2 separate regions of the Homo sapiens genome follow, and region 1 is linked to region 2. Evidence: read pairs that join two places in POLR2A ChIA-PET (ENCODE). Cell type or tissue: OCI-LY7. All regions are shown on one strand. Links, peaks and the distances in the headings refer to the core of each region. The heading gives the core; the rest is flanking DNA. Region 1 overlaps FREM1 (FRAS1 related extracellular matrix 1). Region 2 has its middle 86 kb from the start of ZDHHC21.

Region 1 (5,394 bases), core at 153-5,152, 160 kb after region 2:
ACTGAACTTTAAGGTCCTATATGAGTAAGTATTCCTTCTTTCTTGCTTGGGTGGCCAATGTCTGAAGAGAAAGAAGAAGACAAGTCTGGTGTTCCATTCCCTTCAGGCCAGATTAGCACAGTCCTTAAAATGGGCAAGAAGTTCTTCAGTGTGCTGAGAAAAATCATGCACTCTAAAGCTGCATTTCCACTTAGAAAAGTCACTTTCTAGCTCTGTCCTCAGTTTTCTCATCTGTAAATTTCAGATTATGATGGTACCTGACTCATAGGTGGTTCTGATGATTAAATGAATAGCAATGAAATAGAGCAAACACCAATTATATTGCAAATGGCTGTAATTTATATTGTACCTGTAACTACGTTCTGCCTGGCTGTCTTGGGAAGATGAACCACTATTCATAACCTTGCTTTTTACTGGAAAATTGTGCACCTAGTTCCAATAACATCTGCTTACAAATGGGGTTGAGGACAACTATACCGTTCAAAAATGATGATGATAAATGCTGAGTAATTTTACCCCCCCATCGCTTATAAAGAAAATAGCCTAATATATGTCAGAACCAAATAAAACTTCTCTCTATATTACCCCTTGGTAGGCATATGCCACAGCATTTTGTTCAGTCATGAACAAATGAACAAATTACGTCAAGTTGAACTGGAAACATCTCCAGCACAGACACATGAAAGTTAATAGCCAACAAAAGCAGGAGGATATTTAAATGGCCTCATTTAAGGTTATAATTAAATTAAGCAAATTTTGCTGTAATTCTCATATGAATTTGAGAGTATATTTAAAAATATAAATCATCTTCCAAAAGCAATGTCCTTGATAGTGACAAAGATTGAAAGGGGCTATGGGTGAAGCAGTATCAGCCTAGCATCATTACTGGGGGAAGAAAATCCTCTGTCAGCTACACTGCGCTCACACATGGAGGACAAGAGGTGAGCATTAGGTCAGTAGCAAGTCTGATCAACATTCCTATGTTTTCTTACTTGAATTATTTTTAAAATGTTAAAAAAAAAAAGTGAAGTCCACGTATTAACATTTTTGGAGCAGGTTTTTTTTTTTTTTTTTTACATTTTCTTGAGAATTGGAAGATATTTGTCTGACATTGCAAGTACTTGACATATTTTCCCATAAAGATTGTGATCCTGGGAATTATTTGTCTTAGGCAAAGACAGTTTAATGGGTGGAGGTCATATGTTTTACATTTTGTAATCTCGAGATTACATTTTAATATCACGGGCCAGGTCTACTTTGCTCTAACCTATTCCCCAGCTCCTAGTACTGTGCACCTGGCATATAGTAGCCACTCGATAAAAGTCTGTGGAGTTAATAAATCTGGGCCAGGCTCTGCATTTTATCGAGGCAACGGAGTGGGACGCTGGGAATGTGTTTTGCTAAGAAAAGGAGGCTAGCTTTTTTCTGACAATGACTACTGTGACCTCTGCTGGTCAGATTTTAGAACTACAATTCAGGATCCAAAAGAAAATGCAAGAATTCTGAAGACTGCAGAGGAGTTTCTCAGCTTTCTTTTCTTAATCTATACTCCATCATAAAAGGAGTATAACAGAGCACAGAGCTGTATCACTTATGATGCTTAGTATGACTAGGATATGGTGACTACTAAAACAAGGATAAGTGAACAACTTTTCTTTGGGGTTTCTGGGAGGGTATCAAAAACAAACAAACAAAATGAACAAACAAACAAACAAAAAACAGCACAGTACCAGAATAACTGGACTCTGACCGACCTTTCTATGACTATCTGTTAGCTGGTAAGATATTCAAGGTCTACATTCAAGAAAAGTCTAGAGTAGGGACCCAGTCAGTGAAATTGCTGTGGTCTGTTAATCTCGTTAATTTTGAAGATTTGTTACTCTTGCTATTTTGAGGGTCATACCCTTTATATACCTTCCAAAGTCTAGTTTCCTCTTTACATTATATTTGTCTTACATGGGATAAGTTTATCACCTTATAAACATACTGTCAAGTAATTGTAATTTTCTTCATAAGAGAAAGAGAAGATGTTTGGCTAACTCTTCTTGACTACCTCATTTCCCCGACTGCAGATATTTTAGAAGGCTATAGTTGCTAACACGGTCCTAGAGTGACCTCTTGCTGCACAATTGCTACATGAACCTGCAAACTCAGTGTTGGATGCTAGTGAATTGGTAAGACAGAACCCTCCCTGTGTATAAAAGTGTGTACCTTGACATGCATAATATGAACGTCAACTTAGCTTTTTAATGTTTCTGTACTCTGTAAAGCTACTGGCTTTCCTATTTTCAAGCAGTAATAAAAAGAAAATTCATTCTCCAAAATAAATTCCATGAGCTTGTGAAATGGTCTATTAATTTATCTTCTTGGGTTCTGTTTTAAAAAGAACATTTCACTTTCCTAATATTCAGATACATTATGGATGTAACATATAGGACTACTGAATAAGCAAGAGAATTTACATTTGAGGAGTGGCCGAGTTCCCTGTGGGGTCCATGATTTGAAATTCCACGGTATCTGAATTTACTTCCAAAGATGGGTTTATGATGTAAAGAATAGTCTTACTGTTTAAGTCCTTTTGGCTAAATTTCTCATGGATAAATTCACCTAAAAAAAGAAATAAATGAATATCATGGGTAATCAAACAAAACATTAAATAAAAGCTAATAAAATTGTATGGCTATTTTATTTTAAACACAGCTTTAAAAAACAGCTAAAGTACATTTTAAAACAAGAAATTAACATTACTGTAACTATCTTAAAACTCAAATGCAGCGAGCTTAAATTAGGCATTAAGTTGACTGCTTCAGAAATATTTGCCTTAAAAAAATGAAAATAAAGAGAAGGAGAGTAGAAAGATACAGTAATAAAAATCTGTAACTTGGTGCCATCCTGTTTAATGATGTATTATGATCATTGTGCTCATAAAGTAGAAATAATATACAATCCAGAGAATCCATTAGGAAAAAAACCAAGAACTTTTAAAAAAAGATCTGACATCATTTAGAGTCATTTAGAATTCATGACAGAATAAAAAATTAGTCACAAATAGGAAATTTGGTCCTGATATTATGTTCCTTTGAATATATTATAATCAGCTGTTGAGAAAAAAAATATAAATAAACAGTTGTATATCAGTATTTGGTTCTTCCAGTCAGGATAAATTTAGGAAGGCTCAGCTTCAAACCCTCTTTAGGAGCAATATTGATTTATAAACTGCATCTATCAGTAAGCCCTGGGGAGTGTTTACCAAATGGGCCTGCACTTAATTAAATTACTCTCTAGCCCTGCCAGCCACTGGGTATTTTAAAATGGCAATTGTAAGGATTAAGGAGGCCAGTACCTGTTGTTGTGTTCTCCAGATGTCCATGTTTTGGGCCTTGTAGAATTTTAAAGATGATCTGATCGTCCTCAGTGTCAGGGTCTGATGCCTTCAACACGCGGGAAGTGATGTAAATCCCGTAGCAGCCATTTTTCAGGAGCCCCACTTGAGAAGGGGAATGCAAGAGTGTGATACGAGGAGCTGTTTTGTCCAATTGGTCTACCTGGATCATCAACAATGACATAAAATGTTGTCCAAAGGCCCCTCACCCCCATGCAACGTTGGGCTTTATTGGTTCAACAATGACACACTGTCCCACGTTTTGGATTCCTTATACTCCTCACTAGTGGATTCCTGCTAAAGACAGTCCTGTTCACAACAGCCTCAGCAAATATCACAGTGCTTGGAACAGAGGCCAATTTTCCACTGTAAACCTTGACTCCACTTTATCAATTTGTCTATTGCTTGACTGCCACTTAGGATACAAGTTCCGAGAGGGCAGGCGTCAGGTCTTTCACCGCCATGGATTCCCTGCACTTGGCACAGTGCCTGAACCATAATAGAAGCCCAGGGAATGTCTATTAAATGAATACACTAAAATTGACCCAAGAATTCTAGAGCAGACTTCATGTTAACTCCACAGAAGAACTTCTCCTATTTTCCTGGTATTTAGTGATTTACAGACACAAAATTGTGAGGGTTTACAAATATATAGAAATTTTTTTGGCATGTCTTTTTTCAACTGGCAAAAATGTTGAATAAAAATAGAGATACCTCAGTAAGGAAAAAGTGAAAGGTGATTATTTCTAGACATTTGCATATTTCTTTCATTGAAGATGAGAGCCAGGTAGCTGAACAGGTGGACCAGATTTGTGAAGATGGTGGATGACATCTTCACAACCTACACTGTAGGTTCAAACACAACAAAGGACCTCGTTCAGTCTGTACGGAGCTCAGTGCATCTTGCATTTGCAAGATGACTGTTGTAGGTTATGGATGGAGCAGGTTTGGATGGATTAGAACAGATCCACCACTGATACTAGAAAACATGTACAAGAATCTTCATTCCCCTCACTCCTAATCTCTCGGTTCTTAATTTCATTTACACCAACCTGATACTACTGTAAATCTTAGTTTGCCCTAGCAAAGTAAAGAATTCTTGTCAATGATAAGACCATGTATATTTTTGTGTATTATGATACAATGAACTACTCTGTAGCTATTCAAAAGAATAAGGGAGAAAATGAATTGATGATGAAAAATTTCCACAATTTTGTGTTAACTGAAAAACCCTAGCAAGTTGCAGAATAGAATTCGAATATAATTATAATACTATTTTTGTTAAAAATATATATTTATCTATACATAATGTTTGTATAGACATAGGCAAAAATCTGGGAGCATTTGCACAAATGTGTTCATTTCTTTTGGGGTGGGGAAAGATTACAACTCCTCCTCTGTTTATTTCATGAGAAATTTTGTCACAACCAACCATTTTTTCCTCTCAAATTGGCAAGATTCTTAAAAAAAAACAGAAATAATTATAACTCATGATGATAAATATGTGAAGAAACAGATATTTTTATATTTTGCTGGTAGGGGTGCAAAACAGTGAAAATTTTTCTGTATCTTGCAGAAACAGATATGTATGCAAAAATGATTAGATATATATTCACCAAAATACTATTTATAATAGCAATTTACAAAAGGAATGAAAAGTCCACCAGGGGATTTATAAACCATCTCGACCTGAGACTGAGTTCCATGCAGCCTTTAAAAATCATGTTATCAGGAATATGATTAGTTATCAAGAACTATCAGGAATAGTTAATGACATAAGGAAATGTTCATAACACATGAAGATGGAAACAGGCAATATGCATAAAAAATAGTATATATAATATCATCCCATTTCTAATTGAACAAAATAAAAGAAAGCCACCAACAATAGGTTTTTGAGTGGTATGGTTGTCAAGAATTTTTTTTCTTGTAGTTTATGAATTATTTACAATACATAGTTATTTTATAAACTGAAAAAGCAACTGACATTTTCAAAAGTCACAGTCATTCTT
Region 2 (5,394 bases), core at 220-5,219:
AGCATAATGTTATACAACAGAGCTCTAGAACTTTTTAAACTCGCGTGACAGAAACTCTATACCTTTTGAACAGCAGTTCCCCAATTCCCCCTCCCCACAGCAGCCACCATTCTACTGTTTCTATAAGTTTGACTACATTAGATACTTCATATTGGTGAAATCATGCAGTATTTGTCCTTCTGTGGCTGGCTTATTTCACTTAGCAAAATGTTGTCAAGGTTCAAGCTGCAGCATCTGACAGTATTTCCTTCCTTTTCTATGGCTGAATAACATTCCATTGTACGTATATACTAAATTTTCTAAATTCATTCAACCATCAATGGGCATTTAGGTTGTTTCCATCTCTTGGCTATTATGAATACTGCATTAATGAAATGGGGAGTGCAAATATCTCTTCCAGATCCTGGTTTCATTTTTTTTTTTTTTAATATCCAGAAGTGGGAATCCTGAATCATATAGCATTTCTAATTCTTCTGAGGAACTTCCATACTGTTTTTCAAAACAGCTGCACCATTTTACACCCCTAGTAACAGTACATAAGGGTTCCAATTTCCCCACATCCTCACCAACACTATTTTTTTCAAATGGCCATTCTAACAGTTGTGAGATAATACCTCGTTGTAATTTTGCATCTCTCTATTAGTGATGTTGAGCATCCCTTCACGTACCTGTTGGTCATTTGTGTGTCTTCTTTGGAGAAATATCTATTAAAGTCCTTTGCCCATTATTTAATCAGTCTTTATATGGATTTTTTTCTTCTATTAAGTTGTAGGAGCTCGTTTTGTATTTTGATTAACCTCTTAGCAAATATGTGGTTTGAAAATACCTTCTCCCATTCGATAGACTGCCATTTGATTCTATTAAGTCTCCTTAGCTATGCAGAAGCTTTTAAAGTTGATGCAGTCCCACTTGTCTATATTTGCTTTTGTTGCTTGTGCTTTTGGTGTTATCTCCAAGAAGTCAACAATGTTATGAAGATTTTCCCCTATGTTTTCTTTTAGGAGTTTTATACTGTCAGATCTTATGTGTTGTTAATATTTTGTCCATCTGAAATAATTTAGTTTCTCACTATACAATATTACAGAAACAAGTTTCCAAAAATGTACAAAACATTGAAGTTTGTAAAAATAAAGCTACACTGGGGTTTATGAAAATAAACTTCAAATGGATTCAAGGGCATAATAGTTAAAAAAACAAAAATATCAAAGTTTTCTTGAAAAATGAAGGAAAATACATAATCTTGATTTAGGAAAGACCTTTCTAAACAAGGTAATAAAACCCAGAAGTCATAATAAAAAGTACTAAATTTCAAGGTAGTTTAATTCTTCCATACAACATGATGATTGGGCAAATTTAATTTCCAAAGATGTCCTCAACAATATCTCCCATCCTATATACTTTTCCTGTGAAGTGTGACTCTGACACTCTTCCCATGAAATGGAATTATGTTCTCTCCCGCTGACTCTGGATAAGCTTGGGACTACAGGTTTGTGACTTCTGAAGCTAGGTGACAAAAAGTGACATAGTTTCTTTCTGGTTGTCTTGGGCCACTGTCTTCTAGAACCCAGCCATCATGCTGTAAGTAAGCCCAAAGTTATATGTAGAGGTCCATGTAGGTGTTCTGGATGATAACCCAAGCTGAGTTCTCAGCTGACAGCCAGCATCAACCATCAGGTATGCGAGTAAACGAGGCTTCTGTTGATTGCAGTTGCCAGCCATAGAATCTTCCAGGATCTTTCGGTCCTCCAGCTAAGACCTCAGACACCATGGAAGACAGAAAAGCTGCTGTGCCCTTTCTGAATGCCTGACCCACAGAAACTGTGACCATAAAAAAATGGTTGGTTTTTTTATGGCACTAAGTTTGGGATTGTTATATAGCAAAAGCAACTGGAACAATCACCATAAAGAAAAACAAGTGACTGGGCTAAATTTTAGAAACCTATTAAATAGATTAAAAAATAATACCCAGGAAATATATTAATAAAAAGTTACTAACATTTGACAAGCAAAGGTAACCTAGTCAAAAACCATAAACAAAGAATACACAAGAGAAAAAAAACCAGACGTTCACCTCTATTACTTTGCTACAAATTTTAAAGATTAATAGTATTCATGTGAGAATGTGTGTAAAGAATTTTGGAAGACATTTTGGTACTTCCTATCAAAATTAAAAATAAGTACATCCTCTGACTTGTCAATTTCACTTCTAGACTTTACCTACAGAAATACTAACAAATGGGCACAAATATTTCTGCACAAGACTGTCCTCCATAGCACTGTTACTAATAGCAAAAAAAAAAAAAAAAAATCTACATGATGCCCACTACAGAGGAATGGTTAAATAATAGTTTATTGATATGAACTGTACAGAAGAGGGTGGGCATGGTGGCTCATGCCTATCATCAAGCAGTTTGTGAGGCCAAGGCGGGCAGACTGCTTGAGCTCAGGAGTTGCAGACCAGCCTGGGCCACATGGCAAAATCCCGACTCTACAAAAAATATAAAAATTAGCTGGGTGTGGGAGGATGGCTTGAGCCAGGAGGTGGAGGCTGCAGTGAGCTGAGATTGTGCCACTGCACTCCAGCCTAGGTGACAGAGGCAGACCCTGTATCCAAAAAAAAAGTTATTATATGTTAATAGGGATAATCATATATCATTATATGATAGGAATATCATATATAACACATATGATAATGTGAAGGAAGGGGAGTGCAATGATGCACACCAAATTATGGCCAGTAGCTACTTTTGGGGAGGAGGGTGGGAGTGAAGATTTTGGTAACGGCAATTTTTTCCATTTTGTTCTAGACGGTGATAAGTGCTATGGGCTGGGGGCGGGGGGGAAGTAAGGACAAGAGATCAGGGCTGTTGTGGAAGGGTTATGTAAATTTTAAAAACTGATCAATTTTTCATGTTTACATAAAGTATAAAAACATCTATCAGTATGCTACATACCATGTTTAAAACAGCGTTCACCTCTGAGGAGGAAAAAGAAGACTCTACAGGGCTTTGAATACCAAAAAGTGAGGATCACTGAAGACCCTCTTAGAAGGTTCCTACCACAGCGATTACCCAAATTATTGGAGACTTTCAAACGTAAAAAATGTACATGAAAAATCAATGACAAAAATTAGAGCACTTCACAGCACAGTATCGTGCACTGACTGGATCAGTATTTTCCACATTGTGGGTACTTTTCCGTGATGAGAATATCTGAAATGCTTTTGAACACTGAAAAACTCGCTAAAAGCCAGACATCAAGTTACAAGTGCAGACCATCCAAAAACCCTTCATACTGGTTACTTCTAGACACCATTAAAATATGAACCTGTTTAACATAATGAGGATATGTGTTCTACAGCTACAAAGCTTACACAAGTTATAAAACAAATTTCATTAACTTGTTGGTCCTGACTTCAGCTAGGATTACGCATCTATAGTTTCAATGTGGAACTATAAAATCTCCATCTCGTACTAGGTACTCAAACATTCAGTTATGGCCAGTAGCTACTTTTGGGGAGGAGGGAACATGTCTAATTTTTTAAAGTTGTAAATTTCAATACTAAGAAAGATAAATATCACCCAAACCATGCTACAATTAAACTTACTACTAAAGACACACTCAAATACGTGTCTACAGTAGTATCTGAGTGCTTGGAATTGTATATTCCAAGTTCCTAATTTCCTCAATAGTCTGGCTTTCTTAAAAAATGCAAAACACACTGCTATTTTTATTGTGTTTGATCTTTAAACAGAGGTGCTTTCTTGTTTGGAGAAGGGGCCTAATTTGAAAATACTAGTCATCCAGAGGACATACAAAGAATGTGCTGTGACTGATACAAATATTTTTTTAAGTTAGCTTAGATGTATTTTTTTTTTTCAAGCTAACACATATCCTCTATCCTTCCTCAGTACTGTTTGCTCAGCTGGATGTCTACAGGGTCCAATTTTCCTTCCAATTGCTCTTGCACGCTAATATAATTGCTGCTCATATGGGTAATTGGTCAGCCTAGAGCAGCATTTGTATGCATTTGTTCATCTACAGTATCTGGCAACTTCTCAAATGATTTTGCACTCTTATAATACAATCACGTATTTTTAGTTTTTGCCTCTTTATAACAAGGCTAAGTAGGTGTGAATCTGTAAAGGATACATATTTTAAGTGTTCAAAAGCTGGAATATACAGATACACATTCCAATTATTTTTAGCAGTGGACGTTTCTTCTCACTTATCAGAGTCAATGAATCTAGTCTCAAATGTATGTTCCTCTGCTCCACCTTCCCCAATTGTTTCCTCCCCAAACAAAGCCAAATTAACTAGATTAAACCACACTATCGCTTAAAAAAGGTGACAAGCCATTTTCACTTAATACTGATGAAACAGCAAAAAACCATTAATTTTACTAAAGCTTGTTCTTGAGCACATTTTAAATATTGTTTGACAAAATGGAAGTACACATAAAGCACTTCAGGTGAATTCCAGAATTTAATTGTATTATTACTAAAGAAAAGCACTTGTGTGACTGTTTGAGTTGCAAGCTGAACTAGCCACTTTCTTTCATGGAACACCATTTTATACTTGAAGGAATGACTGACAAACCAGTTTTTCAGACTTGGGTATTTGGCAAGCATTTTCTCAAAAATAAGTGAAGGTAACCTGTCACTTCAAGGACAACTACTGACAGTATGTGGTTGCCAATAAAAAAATTCAAGCTTTCACATGAAAATTAGAATTCTGAAAAATGTAATCTGTCACCACAAACTTAACCGCTTCCCAGTACTTACTTTTCTGACAAGATCAGTGGTAATATTAATGAATTTAATTTTATTTTGTATGGCTAAAAGCAATACTTACTTTTCTGACAAGACCAGTGGTAATATTAATGAACTTAATTTTGTATGGCTAAAAGAACTTTCCAAAGTGAAAAAGAGACCAGTGGATTTTAAGAACACGAAAAGTTCCTTGGTATTGTTTCTGACTCCACATTGGAACTAACTAAACTTTAAGAAACCATCACTTGAGTTTTAGTGTAGTACCAGAGGAAAATATCCAGTTACCTGAAAAGATCAGAATACTCCTCCTTTTTCCAACTACATTATCTGCACAAGATCAGACTTCTCCAGATACTTCTAACAAAATAACAATTCAATTGGTCTAATGCGAAGCAGTATGAGATCCAACTTTCTTCTATGAAGGCAGACATGAGAGCTTTGCAGAAACATAAAATCATGGGTCTCTAAACAAAAATGTTATTTATGTTAACATGTAATGAGTTTATGTTTAAATGAATTAGCAACTATTTAAATTTTTTCCCATTTTGTTTCAAATTCTCCTAGATCCTAATCGGTTTTATTTTCTATTACAATAAATACTGATAAACATAACTTACATAAG

Evidence for each region. ChIA-PET counts read pairs that join two places held together with the same protein. Peaks named below come from ENCODE experiments on the same cell type or tissue, not always from the same donor. Only the 100,000 strongest peaks of a DNase experiment are listed, where the experiment ranks them.
Region 1: POLR2A ChIA-PET joins it to region 2 with 5 read pairs; 2 of 35 experiments call an interaction of 5 or more read pairs at or near these places.

The regions. Positions count from the first base shown.
Region 1 is chr9:14,767,262-14,772,655 of GRCh38, forward strand. It overlaps FREM1 (FRAS1 related extracellular matrix 1), which reads right to left. Exons shown (of 37, transcript NM_001379081.2): 26 at 3,344-3,545; 27 at 2,463-2,607. Among named protein-coding and RNA genes, the nearest start is that of CER1, 47 kb to the left of the region's middle. In OCI-LY7, for the core only: CTCF peaks have their summits at 1,444 (motif pointing left) and 2,138; DNase peaks (open chromatin) are centred at 1,450 and 2,120.
Region 2 is chr9:14,604,793-14,610,186 of GRCh38, forward strand. It overlaps a transcript of ZDHHC21 not described here. Among named protein-coding and RNA genes, the nearest start is that of ZDHHC21, 86 kb to the right of the region's middle. In OCI-LY7, for the core only: no CTCF peak of the experiment used is centred there; no DNase peak of the experiment used is centred there.